Regions from separate parts of the Homo sapiens genome. Here all the other regions are linked to region 1. Evidence: read pairs that join two places in POLR2A ChIA-PET (ENCODE). Cell type or tissue: MCF 10A. All regions are shown on one strand. Links, peaks and the distances in the headings refer to the core of each region. The heading gives the core; the rest is flanking DNA. Region 1 overlaps PERP (p53 apoptosis effector related to PMP22). Region 2 overlaps NHSL1 (NHS like 1). Region 3 overlaps NHSL1 (NHS like 1).

What was found. Peaks named below come from ENCODE experiments on the same cell type or tissue, not always from the same donor. Only the 100,000 strongest peaks of a DNase experiment are listed, where the experiment ranks them.
Region 2: POLR2A ChIA-PET joins it to region 1 with 5 read pairs; 1 of 35 experiments calls an interaction of 5 or more read pairs at or near these places.
Region 3: POLR2A ChIA-PET joins it to region 1 with 5 read pairs; 1 of 35 experiments calls an interaction of 5 or more read pairs at or near these places.

Annotation. Positions count from the first base shown.
Region 1 is chr6:138,087,009-138,091,008 of GRCh38, reverse strand. PERP (p53 apoptosis effector related to PMP22) reads left to right here. Exons shown (of 3, transcript NM_022121.5): 3 at 1-2,504. Among named protein-coding and RNA genes, the nearest start is that of PERP, 18 kb to the left of the region's middle. RefSeq lists an enhancer at 2,728-3,927. In MCF 10A, for the core only: no CTCF peak of the experiment used is centred there; DNase peaks (open chromatin) are centred at 2,498 and 3,248.
Region 2 is chr6:138,453,031-138,458,431 of GRCh38, reverse strand. All of the region lies in intron 3 of NHSL1 (NHS like 1), which reads left to right. Among named protein-coding and RNA genes, the nearest start is that of MIR3145, 20 kb to the right of the region's middle. In MCF 10A, for the core only: no CTCF peak of the experiment used is centred there; DNase peaks (open chromatin) are centred at 2,541, 2,921 and 3,201.
Region 3 is chr6:138,462,801-138,468,201 of GRCh38, reverse strand. The region is part of intron 3 of NHSL1 (NHS like 1); the gene reads left to right. Among named protein-coding and RNA genes, the nearest start is that of MIR3145, 30 kb to the right of the region's middle. In MCF 10A, for the core only: no CTCF peak of the experiment used is centred there; a DNase peak (open chromatin) is centred at 2,991.

The DNA of each region.
Region 1 (4,000 bases), core at 1-4,000:
AAATGTCTGATATAAAACATGCCACAGGAGAATTCGGGGATTTGAGTTTCTCTGAATAGCATATATATGATGCATCGGATAGGTCATTATGATTTTTTACCATTTCGACTTACATAATGAAAACCAATTCATTTTAAATATCAGATTATTATTTTGTAAGTTGTGGAAAAAGCTAATTGTAGTTTTCATTATGAAGTTTTCCCAATAAACCAGGTATTCTAAACTTGTTTCCAGTTTGTAGTTTTTCCATTTTTCAAATCTGGGGAAAGGAATTAAAAAAAAAATGGGTAATAAGAACATGGGATATAATGAAAAGTGGTTTTTGTTTGTTTTTTTGTTTGAAGTTTTAAGGGCCTTGCTCATTTTAGGTGTCCAAAACCAATTTTTGAGTGGAGATTAATGAATTCTAATAGTCTATTCCCTGAACTTTTCCTCAATGAACAATACCCTAGACACACATTAAACAATTTCTCTGCAGTGCTATCAACCAGAGGAAAATGGACTAAGAGATTTCTGGCAGGTTCAGACACCCGGGGGACATGTGTGCAGTGTAGCTGAAGCCTCCTCCTTGTGCTGGGGTCCCCTTCCATTCAGGTGGTGGGGTAGCAGTCTCTCTATTTTCCCCTTGCCCTCCTTCCCATTTTATCATTTGTTATTTTTTTTCCCACCATAAGTCATATGTTACTTCCACTATGGTGTATGTCATTGTGAGGATGGGTGCAGAGAGGCTGGGTGGGAGAACGGAAATATATCTCCCTAGGGCTACTGTTGGCCAGCTAGTCCTTGGCAGTGAATTTTTCTATGCTTTTCAAAATGCGAGGTGAATGTTTCTCATAGAGAAATGTAATCTGGGTGATTATACCAAAATTGAAAAGAAAAACCCACACAACTATGCCGTGGCTGGTGGAGAATTTGAAGTGGTCATTAAAAATGTTAAAAATCCCATCTTTTAAAGTGATACCACAGCTCATTCAAGAAGATACTGGATATCTAGAGATTAAGAAACGTGGTCTCCTGTTAAACATGAAAATGACTCCGTTTATAAGCTTCTCTACCACATGCACTTGTCTTTGCATGATTTCCCATCCAGCCTTCTTCCCCTCCTCAATCACACAATACCTTAACGGCGCACATTTAGGAAAAATGCAACCTCCTGGGACCAACGAGCCTGATATAATAGAACCATGTCAACCTAAAGTATTTATGACAAAGATAAACTCTTATTTTGCAGAAATGGTCTGCTTCCTTCAGCCTTGTTCTAGTATAGAGATCTGCCATTCCTTGTTGATCCAGATTCACCAAGACAGATACCTTTATGTCATAACAGAAGGGAAGTTCCAGAGGATTCTGGAGAGTAATGAAGAATTGGGCTGAGAAACCACCTGAAGGCTAACAGTGCATTGCATGAGATTTCCCACAGTAAAGCTGAGGTGCTTTTTGGTTCAGTAATTAAATATTGAGTTCCCACCCTTTAAATAAGCAGTTCTAGGTTCCTAAGCAATTATTTCACTCTGTAAGTAGCCAGACATGCTAAGTGGCACTTACTGCTGATTGTAACAAAGAAGTAATATATCAAGGTCTTTCCATGTTCACACAAGGTAGCTTGTGTGTAATAACTTAGCTTCAAAACCATAGACTGCAGAACTCACAAGTTCAACAGCCTTTCCTTTTTTAAGGAAATGAAAACAATGGAAAATATAGTCATCATAACTTAATTCGGTTTATTTTTTTTTTCTGTAAACTCCCCCTGAAAGACATTCCTATTAATACAGTAAATGTGAACACTGACTTGTTTTTATAAGCACATCTGAAAGGGCATATTTGAGTCTCATCCCAACTTTGGTCCTTGCTATCTGTGCAGGCTTGGGCAGGTCATCTCCCTGCTGGTCTCAATATCCTCACCTGTAAAATGATTGTAAATGATCCCCCTACCTTCAAGATTCTCTGATTGATAGAATTTTTTCTTTAATTAAAAAATTTTAAATATTCCTTGAGTTGGAAGCACTGATCAATAAGTGGATTGCTTAGGGAGGTTGGAACGAATAGATTCAGTCCCAACTTCCTCTTTTAAATTCCCTCTTCCTCACTCTTCCTGCAACACTTATTTTTACAGTTGAGTTTTAAAAATAAGTAATATATAAAATAATTTCTGTAGTGTGGTTTCAGATTTAAAAATTCCTGCAGACAGGCTGGGCTTGCAACCCCATCAGTCGATGGTCAGAGCCCTTTGCTTTTTGAGACCATTTTTAGGTGAGCTTGGCTTGCCTGGATACAGTGTGCAGTGCATTCTTCCTGAATTTTGCAATTCTGGTATCTGGGTGTATTTTCTAGGTGTGTCAGGGTGAGTGTAATCCACCTAGGGTGTGGAAAAAGCCAAGAAAGGGAAATTAAAAGAGGTTCCTATCCAGTCATGTTAATGATCTTCCACTTGTACTATCCTGTGCTTCGTTGTTAACCTCGAAAACATACTTTGTTGGCTGCAAAAATAAACAAAGGGAAACTCAGAAGTGTGTGAGCATGCGTGTGTGTATTTAGAGATAGTTCTCTGGTGAAGAAATGGAATCCTGCTGATTTAAATGGCACAAGATTGTCTTCGTGATAATGAGTCATCATATAATCATAATAGATGGTTGTGTAATGGGGTGACCCAGCCAGTTTTTCCAGTGCAAAGACTCAAGGTAATTAACCTGCTATTATCAACTGCTTTTGATTAAGTTACTTTCAAGAGGAAATACTTAGATTTGAAACATAAACTCTGAATTTCATCAATAAAAGTAAATTGCCAAGTGAGACTTTGAAAGCAAGTTCCATGTGGATACCCTCTGTTTCCCTATTCTATCCTTTCTATCGAGTTGAAATGCTTCAGTGAAAATTTGCATTTCCAAATGCCACCCCACCCAATTTCCAAAGTCAAGCAACACCTCAATGCTTAATCCTTTCCCAATGAAAAAACAACAATAACAACACTAAAGAAAAACTGATTTCAGCGCAGATGTAGAAGACTGTGAGAAATGGACACAAAGGACACTGGCATCTGCATGATCGATTTCATGTTGATAGAATTGTCATTGGAATAATATCCTCTTCTGAAGATGTGTAGGTGATAAGAAGTGGGACACATCATGACTGGAGACATCAACATGATTACATGAATTCCTGGCAGATCCCAAACAAAGACAACCGCCTTTGTCTCAGAACAGTATATGAGTCATGCAGGACACCTAGGGGCTCTCACTCTGGAGTGATTTAGGGAGCTACTGTAATTTAGGGAGAGGTGACCCTTCCTCTGGGCTGACACAGCCTCCTCCCACCAAGAGCACCCTGGGCTGGGTGCCCTTGTGCAACAGGGCACAGCTGCACCATCCTCCCAGGAGAACTGGCTATGAGATTAGGGCATCCAGACACCACGGTGGAACAGTCTCTAATCCAAAGACAAACCCCAGGAGGGATGAAAATTACTGCCAGGGGTGTTTAAAGAAGTCAGTCAAGCCTTGTTCCTCTTCCCCCCACTCCATATATCCCCACATTTACCTCTCCAAAATTGTCTTTTATTGGGCTCAGAAACACAGAGGCATCTTTTTCCATCAATGTCAGGGATTTAAGTACAAGGGTGAATAGACCTTTCCCTGCATTCTCCAATTTATGACTTTGAAGGGTAAATTCAACATTCAGAAACATCACAAATTCTAAGCTAAGTCAAATGATGTTTGTCTTTTTCTGCTGCAAATACACAGTGCCTTAAATGAAACTACGATACATTTTTTTTAAAAAAAGTACTATGTTGAAGTTTCTCAGTTCAGAATGCAACCTTCATGCTTCCTGATTGCAAAGACTAACAATAAGCTTCTAGTTGCAACTGGCTAATTATTAGCCTAATTGCCCTAGAGGGGCTCGCTGGGAATCTCTGAGTGAGTTGTCTCTTTCACTCTTGGGTAGAGTGGTGCTATCCTTGGACTATAGCAAAGCTGAGCTGTTAAAGGAAAGCCATGTCAAGAAGAGA
Region 2 (5,401 bases), core at 733-4,732, 370 kb before region 1:
GCTGTTCTGTTTTGTCTTGATCTGAGGCTACTTTGGGGGATGAGAGGAGGAGAGAGACGACTAAGGAAGCTGAATCTAAAGTTTGTGTAGCTAGGAAAGCTGTAAAACAAGAGAGCAGTAAGGAAGAACTGACTTGACCCGGTATGAGAACATAGAGTTAGGGATTCCTCCATTGTGGCAGCTGAATGTGCAAACCAGTATAACAGAATATTAAAAACAGAATAGAAGTCTAGAAATAGACCTAAATCTTCATGGGATTTAGTAGATCATCAAGCTATCATTTGAAATCAAGTGGGAATCCAGTAACTGTTGAAAGGGGCTCCAGGCCAGCAGTATGGTCTTCCGTGTTAAGACTAAGACTCCTAACCGTGGTTCATGTTCTTAACATCACCCTAACAGTTGGGATTTTTTTTTTTTTTTTTTTCAGTTGGAGTTTCACTCTGTTACCTAGTCTGGAGTACAGTGGCACAATCTTGACTCACCACAACCTCCACCTCCTGGGTTCAAGAGATTCTCCTGCCTCAGCCTCCCGAGTAGCTGGGACCACAGGCACGTGCCACCATGCCCAGCTAATTTTTGTATTTTTAGTAGAGACGGGGTTTCACTATGTTGACCAGGCTGGTCTTGGGCTCCTGACCTCGTGATCCGCCCACCTCGGCCTCCCAAAGGGGATCATTTTAAATATAGAGTGTGTAGGAGTCAATTTGGAAGGGAAATTCGATCTGGAAAACCTTTTATTTTGTATTTCCTAGTAGGTGTTGAGGGGAGGGGTGTGTTACAAAGAGCAGTGACTATATGGAAGAAGGGATGCATGAGTTAACAAATTATTGACTTTAAAAGAGGTATTTCTTACAAAAATCATCTAATTTGCATTCAACAAATATTAAAAATCCATTATGTGCTTAAGATGAGTTGCTAATATGGCAAAGGTTAAGGACATATAAATTAGAAAAGAGAACCTAGAGGACGTCGATTCTGGTTATTTACTCTGGCTAATTGTTCTAGAATAATTATCTTCATTATCCTAATGTGAAACACCAAGTAGGACTCTATGTGTTATGTTATGAAGAAAGATGTTTTGCTAACGAGATCCACACATATCTTTGATGTTCAAAGTGGGAATATAGTGTAGCAAGAAGAAAATTGTTGAAAATATTTCCAATTGTATATGTTATGCATATCATCTAAACATAAACATGATGCATTGAAAAAAATACTGTTGGCAAAGCAATTTAGAAATTCCAGAAAATAAGCCAGGCATGGTAGTGTGTGCCTGTAATCCCAGCACTTTGGGAGGCTGAGGCAGGCGGATCCCTTGAAGTCAGGAGTTCCAGACTAGCCTGGCCAACATGGTGAAACCCTGTCTCTACTGAAAATATAAAAATTAGCCAGGCGTGGTGGCATGCACCTGTAGTCCCAGCTACTCAGGCTGAGGCAGGAGAATTGCTTGAATCTGGGAGGTGGAGGTTGCAGTGAGCTGAGATCGCACCACTCCACTCCAGCCTGGGCGGCAGAGTAAGTGAGACTCCATCTCCAAAAAAAAAAAAAGAAAGAAAGAAATTCCAGAAAATACCTTTTCATTCAACTCTGAAATCAAAGAGTACACCATTGCTTTGTGTACTGTTTTTGACTTTTTTCTCTTTTCAGTTTTCAGCATATGCCAAGTACTGCCAAAGAGGTTCTTGCATTTGAAGGCAGGTCAGTTATCAGTGCGAAAATACTTACTGTGAGTCGATAGGGAATTTTTCCACCTGCCATTATCGGAAGTTATATTTGATGATACGTTCACTGAATCTGGGAAACCTTCACAGAATCCCCATTGTCTTAGCAGAAAGGATATCAATCATGAGTTATGCAATCTCTTGTGTAAAATTCACCCCTAAAGAGATGTATTAGATCTAGATTTTTGGCAGTAAACAGTTGGCTTTAATAGTCGTGACAGAAATCGAAATTTCCCTGTTTCCTGTTATTCTTTGAACTGGCATGTCAGCTTCTGTTTTAGGCTTTGTTGATAAGAAATATTTAAATCAAAGGAAGACTTTGAAGAAAAGGCAGTAACCTTGCTGCCATACCTGTAAACACAGGAGGCTTATTTAACATGATGCTTGAGAGCGTAGGTTTGGGGCAGCTTTTCCACCTGTCAGAGCTCAGTGGCCTTGGATAAGTTGCTTTCGTCTGTGAGGTTCAGGTTCCTCAACTGTAAAGAGATAAAAACCACATGTTCCGGTTTGCTTAGAACAGCCCTGGTTTACAGCTGTTATTCTGTGTAATTATTAATTGCACCCCCTTTCACTCTCAGAGGTGTTCTGGTTTCGATAAAATTACATAGTTACCCTAACCTACCTTGGAGAGTTGGTGTGAGGTTGAAGTAAATTAATGTTTGTGAAACCCTTAGCACAGTGCCTGGCACAGACTAGATGCTCAGATGATGATGATAAGTATTGTTAAGCTGATTGGTATTTCAAACCACGCTTCAAAGAAAATGATTCAATAGACAATGTCTGTTTTTATAAAAATTTGGCCACTCTCCCAATCATCTCGTCTTTTGTTCCACCCACATAGAATTTCCTGCCCAAGGCAATAAATTTGAGAGGTTTCAGCAGCTACTGACGAATTTCTGATTGTCATGGCTTTACAGGTTATCTAGGTGTGGCACTACCAGTGTTTATGCTATTGCTAGCTTGTTCATCGGGGTACACGTTAGGATATAGAACTTTTTCACAAATTAGATCTTATTTTCCACAAACAGCCCCATGAAACAGATTATTTTAATAGCTATTACTATTATTTTAATCTGGAAATGGAGACTCAGAAATATGAAATGGCTTTCTCAAGATCACATAGCTCGAAAGCACCAGGAAGCATGCGAAGGCGGGGCTCCTTGCAGGGAGCATGTGAAGGCGGGGCTCCTTGCAGGGAGCATGTGAAGGCGGGGCTCCTTGCAGGGAGCATGTGAAGGCGGGGCTCCTTGCAGCTCATTTCTTTTCATCGCACCATGCTGGTTAAGCAAAAGGGCAAGATTACTCAGTTACCTCAATTCCTCCTCATTATGCCCAATTTTGTCATCTCTTATTCCTCTTTGACTTGTCTGGTATGCTTCACTCAATTTTTTTTTCCCCCAAAAAAGTTTTTAAGTGCTACTTGGTCTCAGTATATGGATCCCATTCTTGGCCTAGGGCAGCTTACAGTCGAGAAGTGATTACTCCATGTCCAATCATGTGTTACTGGGTCTCTGTGAGTAATTTCAGGAAACTGTAGAAACACAAATGAGTCAATGCTCACTGCTCTGCAGTTATGGCACCTTCTTATTCCATGCCATTGCAGACAAAAATGAGAAAATTGGGGTCTGTCATTCCCACGCCTTTTTGCCTGCAAACCAGTGAGAATGTCTCCAATGACCCATTCCAGTTTCTCTTGCTGTTTCCATCCCACTACTCTATAATCAGGGTCTGTTTATACCTGCCTTCTCTTCTAGATTAATGGACAGCATCCCTATCTTGTTGATCTCTGTGTTTCCAGTATGATGCCAAGCACTTGGCACATGGAAAGGCTCAGGCGCCAGGGACTGTGCTCAGTGCTGTATGTGAATATATTCAGTATTTATTGCAACCATGCAAAGTAGCTTTGATTATGCCCATATCATGGATGAGAAAACTGTATCTTGGAGAGATTAGATCACTTGCCTAAGATCACATAGTTTTTAAATACTGAAACAAGATCTTTCTTTATTAAAACGCCTTTTATTGAAGTATAACTTACATAAAATAATCTATACATATTTAAAGTATACAACTTAATAAATTTTGACATATGTATACACACAGGAGACCATTACCATAATCAAGAGAGTGAACACATCTATCACCCCTAAAAGCAAAACCAGGATTTAAACCTAGACTTACGACTCTAGAGCTCATGTTTTTCCCCCAGTAATGACTGTATGGGGAGTAGAGCCTTTGCCACAGTCCTTTCCTCCTAACCATTCTCATTCTCTTATGGGGAGTTTTGCATTGTTGAGATAATACAAAGAGCATCTTTTACAACCCAATTGTCCATCAATAAAAAATGTGAATAAATTAGTACTGGAGTGGAATGTATACCCCAGTGAAATGAATGAATTACAGTTTCACACAACTACATGGATGTGTCTTAGAAAGATAATAGTAAGAAAAACACAAAGAGAATAATACTATTTTTGTAAAAGTCAAAGCAAGTTTATGCACGCACGCACACACACACACGCACACATATAACAAGGAGTAATTAGGAACACAAAATTCAGGCTAGTGGTCACCTCTGGGGAAGTAGGGAGATGGGATGGGGCATGGAGGGAGATGCAGGTTTTTAGTAATATTTTAGGTCATGGGTTGAGTAGTGAGTTCTTGAATATTCATTATGTTATATGATTTTAATACATAATTTGTTATTCTAAAATATGATTACAAACAACTTACTGTATCAGTTTAAACATATATGTTCTAATTAAGTATTTTCTTTCATTTGAGGAAAGGATCGCTTAATATGGGATAGTTAAGATCCAAAATATTTTAATTCACTGTGTGATAAGAAAGTTTAGAGCTCTTAGGGCCTGGTGCAGTGGCTCAAGCCTGTAATTCCAGCACTTTGGCAGCTGAGGCAGGAGGATGGCTTGAGCCTAGGAGTTCAAGACCAGCCTGGGCAATGTGCAGGACCCTGTCTCTACAGAAAGTTTTCAAAAATTAGCTGGGCATGGTGGCTTGTGCCGGTCATCCTAGTTACTCGGGAGGCTGAGGTGGGAGGATCGCTTGAACCCAGGAGTTTGAGTCTGCAGTGAGTTGTGATTCTGCCACTGCACTCTAGCCTGGGTAACAGAGTGAGACCCTGTCTCAAAAAAATAATAATACAATAAAAATAAATGAAAAATAAATAAATTAGCCAGGGACGCTGATGCACATCCATACTCCCAGCTACTTGGGAAACTGAGGCAGGAGGATTGCTTGAGCCCAGGAATCTGAGGCTGCCATGAGCTGTAATCACTGTGCTGCACTCTAGCCTGGGCAAGAGGGCAAGACCTCATCTCAAAAACAACAACAACAAAAGAAAGTTTAAAGCTCTTGATAAAGCAATTAGATTTGAGGTAAAGGGACTAATATAATACATATGAAAGAATGAACAATTAGGCTGGGCATGGTGGCTCACGCTTGTAATCCCAACACTTTGGAGGCTGAGGCGGGCGGATTACCTGAGGTCAAGAGTTTGAGACCAGCCTGGCCAATGTGGTGAAACCCCATCTCTACTAAAAATACAAAAATTAGCCAGGCATGGTGGCACGTGCCTGTAATCCCAGCTACTTGGGAGGCTGAGGCAGGAGAATTGCTTGAACCTGGGAGGCGGAGATGCAGTGAGCCAAGATTGCGCCACT
Region 3 (5,401 bases), core at 776-4,775, 380 kb before region 1:
CATGAATGGAGCTTGCAGGACTGGAAGTTGCTCTGGGTGAGTCAGTGAGTGTGGTGAGTGAATGTGAAGGCCTAGGGCATTATTGTACACTATTGCAGGCTTTATAAATACTGCACACTTAGGCTGCACCACATTTACAAAGAAAAATTTTTCTAGCCAGTTTCAGTGGCTCACACCTGTAATCCCAGCACTCTGAGAGGCCAAGGTGGGAGGATTGCATGAGTCCAGGAATTCAAGACTAGCCTGGGCAACAAACTGAGAACCCATCTCTACAAAAAAGAAATATGTTTCTTTCTTCAATAGTAAATTAGCCTTAGCTTATTGTAACTTTTTTACTTTGTAAGCTTTTAAATTTTTTAAACTTTTTGACTGTTTTGTAATAACACAGCTTAAAACATAAATACATTGTATAGCTGTACAAAGATATTTTCTTTATATCCTTATTATGTAACCATTTTTCTATTTAAAATGTTTTCCTTTTTAAACTTTTTTATTAAACACTAAGACACAAGCACACATATTAGCCTTGGCCTACACAGGATACAGGGTCAGCAGCATCAATATCACTGTCTTCCCCTCCACATCTTGTCCTACTGGAAGTTCCTCGGGGCAATAACACCCATGAAGCTGTTATCTCCTATGATAACAATACCCACTTCTGGAATATTTTCTGAAGGACCGGCCTGAGGCTGTTTTACAGTTAAGTTTTTTTCATAAGTAGGAATACCTTCTAAAATAACAAAAAATACTGGCCGGGCGTGGTGGCTTACGCCTGTAATCCCAGCACTTTGGGAGGCCGAGGCGGGCGGATCATGAGGTCAGGAGATCGAGACCATCCTGGCTAACACGGCAAAACCCCGTCTCTACTAAAAATACAAAAAATTAGCCAGGCGAGGTGGCGGGCACCTGCGGTCCCAGCTACTCGGGAGGCTGAGGCAGGAGAATGGCGTGAACCCGGGGGGCGGAGCCGGCAGTGAGCCGAGATCGCGCCACTGCACTCCAGCCTGGGCGACAGCGAGATTCCGTCTCAAAAAAATATATATATATAAAATAAAATAAAATAACAAAAAATATAGTATGGTAAATACATAAACCAGTAGCATAGTCACTTGTTATCATTATCAAGTATGATGTATTATGCATAATTGTGTCATATTTTGTTTTTTTGTTGGTTTTGAGATGGAGTTTCACTCTTGTCACGCAGGCTGGAGTGCAGTGGCACGATCTCAGCTCACTGCAACCACTGCCTCCTGGGTTCCAGCAATACTTAGTAGATTTTTAGTAGAGACGGGGTTTCACCATGTTGTCCAGGCTGGTCTCAAACTCCTGATCTCAGGTGATCCACCCGCCTTAGCCTCCCAAAGTGCTGAGATTACAGGTGTGAGCCACTGAGCCGGGCCTCATATTTTTATATGTGTCATATTTTTATATGACTCTCAGGGCAGTGGGTTTGTTTACACCAGCATCACCACAAGCAAGAGTAATGCGTTGTGCTGTGTTATGATGGCTGCAACATCACTAGGCAATAGAAATTTCTCAGCTCCGTTATGATCTTATGGGACCACCATCATATATGCGGCCTGTTGTTGACTGAAATGTCATTATGCTGCACATGACTGTAAGTAATTTTGCTCTGTTAGAAAGTGGCATATGCTCGAGTAAAATAAACTGGAGGGACGGTTGCAATGTTAAATGAAAAGGATAGGCCTTACTCAGCATAGAGGTGATTGGGATTGAAAGAATGAGCATTTCTGGAAGAACATTTTAGAAACAGAAAAATCATTCATTTCTGGAAGAATGTTTTAGAAACAGAAAGCAGCCAGTGCAATAAATGTTTCTTAAGAGTGTATGTGGGGCCAGTGGCCAGGCGTGGTGGCTCACGCCTGTAATCCCAGCACTTCGGGAGGCTGAGGCGGGTGGATCACAAGGTCAGGAGATTGAGATCATCCTGGCTAACATGGTGAAACCCTGTCTGTACTAAAAATACAAAAAAAATTGGCTGGGCATGGTGGCGGGTGCCTGTAGTCCCAGCTATTCGGGAGACTGAGGCAGGAGGATGGCGTGAACCCGGGAGGCGGAGCTTGCAGTGAGCTGAGATCGCACCACTGCACTCCAGCCTGGGCAACTAAGCAAGACTCTGTTCCCCCCTGCCCCCCCCCCAAAAAGGAGTGTATGTGGGGCCAGGCGCAGTGGCACACGCCTGTAATCCCAGCACTTTGGAAGTCCGAGGTGGGTGTATCACCTAAGGTCAGGAGTTTGAGACCAGCCTGGACAACATGGTAAAACCCCGTCTCTACTAAAAATACAAAAATTAGCTGGGCATGGTGGCAGGCACCTGTAATCCCAGCTACTCGGGAGGCTGAGGCAGGAGAATTGCTTGAACCCAGGAGGCAGAGGTTGCAGTGAGCCAAGATCATGCCCCTGCACTCCAGCCTAGGCGACAGAGCTAGACTCTGTCTCAAAAAAAAAAAAAAAAAGAAAAGAAAAAAAAGTGTAGGAGATATATCAGATGCTGCAAAATGCAAAGATTAATAAGATATCTCTACATGCCTTAAGGATTTTATAGCTCTCCAGGGTAGGGAGAACTAAGTAGAATAAAAAGCATTATATATAACCTGCTGTTATAAGTGTTTGGCATACAGTACTAGGTGAAAAAGAAATTCTTCTGACTTGGATAGTCAGGAAATGGGGGAGGGATCCAGAGAGGGTAAAGTATGTAAGAAGAATAGTTGTGGGGCTGTTGCAACAGGCAAAACGGCACTGAGGACTGAGACCAAAAGTGTAGTTGTGTGAATGATGAGGAAGGGAGTTAGTTAGGAGATGGTGGCATTCAGAGTTAGGAGATCAGTTTCAAGTTTAATTCTGCCACTTGCTGTGTTTCTTTGGATGCATCACACCCCTTTAAGGCATTAATTTCCTTATGTAGAAAGTGGGGAGTGGAGTAAGATTGTTCCCTGTGAGCTTGCAGGACTGGAAGTTGTTCTGGGTGAGTCAGTGAGTGTGGTGAATGAATGTGAAGGCCTAGGGTATGAAGTTGTTCTGGGTGACTCAGTGAGTGTGGTGAGTGAATGTGAAGGCCTAGGGTATTATTGTACTCTGTGAGCTTTTTGAACAAGCAGTTTATTCATTCTTTTTTTTTTTTTTTTTGAAGGCATACATATTGCTTTATGTAAAACATACAGTGAAGAGAGCCAGGCAAGGTGGCTCATGCCTGTAATCCCAGCACTTTGGGAGGCTGAGGTGGGTGGATCACCTGAGGCCAGGAGTTTGAGACCAACCTGGACAACATGGTGAAACCCTGTCTCTACTAAAAATACAAAAATTAGCGAGGCGTGGTGGCACGCACCTGTAATCTCAGCTACTAGAGAGGCTGAGGCAGGAGAATCACTTGAACCTGCGAGGCAGAGGTTGCAGTGAGCCGAGATCATGCCACTGCACTCCAGCCTGGGTGACAGAGCCAGACTCTGTCTCAAAAAAAAAAAAAAAGAAAAGAAAAAAAAAAGTGAAGAGAAAATATCTAGCTATTTGAACGTAATTATTCCAAACAGCGAAAACACACAATTAAAACAAGTGAAGGAAAGCTACTATAAAATAACAGATTAGATACTTTTTAAGGATCACTTATAGTAAATCTAGAAATGGAAAAAAAAAATCACAGAGACAGAATTTGTTTAGCGCTAAGTGCAAATGCTGCTGAGATGTTAGTGGACTGAGGCTCAGAATTTAAGCACTGCAGCTGTTCTCCAGCGGCCTAGGGCTGCTGTCTTCTGCAGCGCTCCCATCCTCGGCCTTCCTGCCCTGACCTGTCTTCAGAAGTGCCTGGCGAAGGCAGCGATGGCGACCACCTGCAAGATGGCCTCCAGGCCGTGGAGCTCCAGGAGTGTGGCGCTGAGGGCCCAGTCCGCCCACGACACCAGGGTCTGCCAAAGCAGGAAGTGGGCAGAGAGGAGGACGGTGCCGGCCGTGATGGCCAAGCTGGCGGCCAGCAGCCTCTCAGCCTCTGTCAGGCTGCCCCTGGTGCCCAGGTATAACTGTACTGCTTCCCATCAGAAACAACGGAGTGAGATCGAGGACCAGATAGCGGTGAGGATAGCTGAACACCTGACCTCGTGCGCGGCCACCATCTTGCTCACCCCCTCATTCATTTACTGAGTAAATATTTATTCAGTCTTGCCAATATGCCAAGCATTGTTCTAAGTCCTGAGAAGCCATCAAGTGAACCAAAGCCACTTCTGTTGAAGGAAAGATCATGGTGAACAAACAAGCATCATACAACACCAGGTGGTGATACGTGTTATGAAGGTAAATAAAACAATGGTAAGGGGAGTTCTAGAGCAACAGGACTGCCATTTTAGATTGAGTGTCCAAGAAGGACTCTGAGAGTCATCATTAGAGCAGACTACCGAGTGACATATAAGAACGTCACACAAGTGGGAGTTGAGCAGTGAGAACACATGGACACAGGGAGGGGAACATCACACACCGGGGCCTGTCAGCGGGGTGGGGACAAAGGGGAGGGAGAGCATTAGGGCAAATACCTAATGCATGTGGGGCTTAAAACCTAGACGACGGGTTGATAGGTGCAGCAAACCACCATGGCACATGTATACCTATGTAACAAACCTGCACGTTCAGCTCATGTATCCCAGAACTTAAAGTAAAATAAAAAATAAAACTTTAAAAAAAAAAAAAAAAAAGAACATCGCACATGGGAAGGCCTGGAAACCTTATTTTAGTTATCCTGCGAGAAGAATAGCCACACACCAGAGCAAGTGGGCACTGAGCAAGGGGAAGAGTGGCGATAATGACTTTGGAGGAAATAACCAAGGACCAGATCACATAGGACCTAATTAGCCATAGTAAAGATTTTGGATTAGTTGCTCCTGGGTGAGATGGGGAGTCACTGGAGGAGTTGAGCAGGGAAGTAACATGATCTGATTGATTATTTAACGGGATTGGTCTGTAGGAAAATTAGACCATAGAGAGTGGAAGACAGAAGCACAGAGACAAGACAATAGGCCCTTGCAATAATCCAGGCAAGTGATAGCCAAGGGTGGCTGGGACCAGAGTGGCAGTGGTGGTGTTTCTAGGTTTATTTGGAAAGTGAATCCTGCAGGATTCGCTTAAGTTATGAGACAAAGAAGAGTTGAGGATAACTCCATCTGCTATTTTTCTAGCTTGGTCTCTCTAGAATCTCATTACAAAAATTATTTCACCCCCTGAGAAATTCTCACCCATTAACCCTGCCCTCTTCATCTACACACTCATCCTTCCTTGGCTTATATTACATGGCCTGCCATTGCACTCACTTCTTTGCCCACATTTTCAACTCTGCTGGCTCCTTTCTTCTTCTGCCACTTTCCTGGCAAAGAACCCAACTCCAGTTTGATCCACCTTTTCC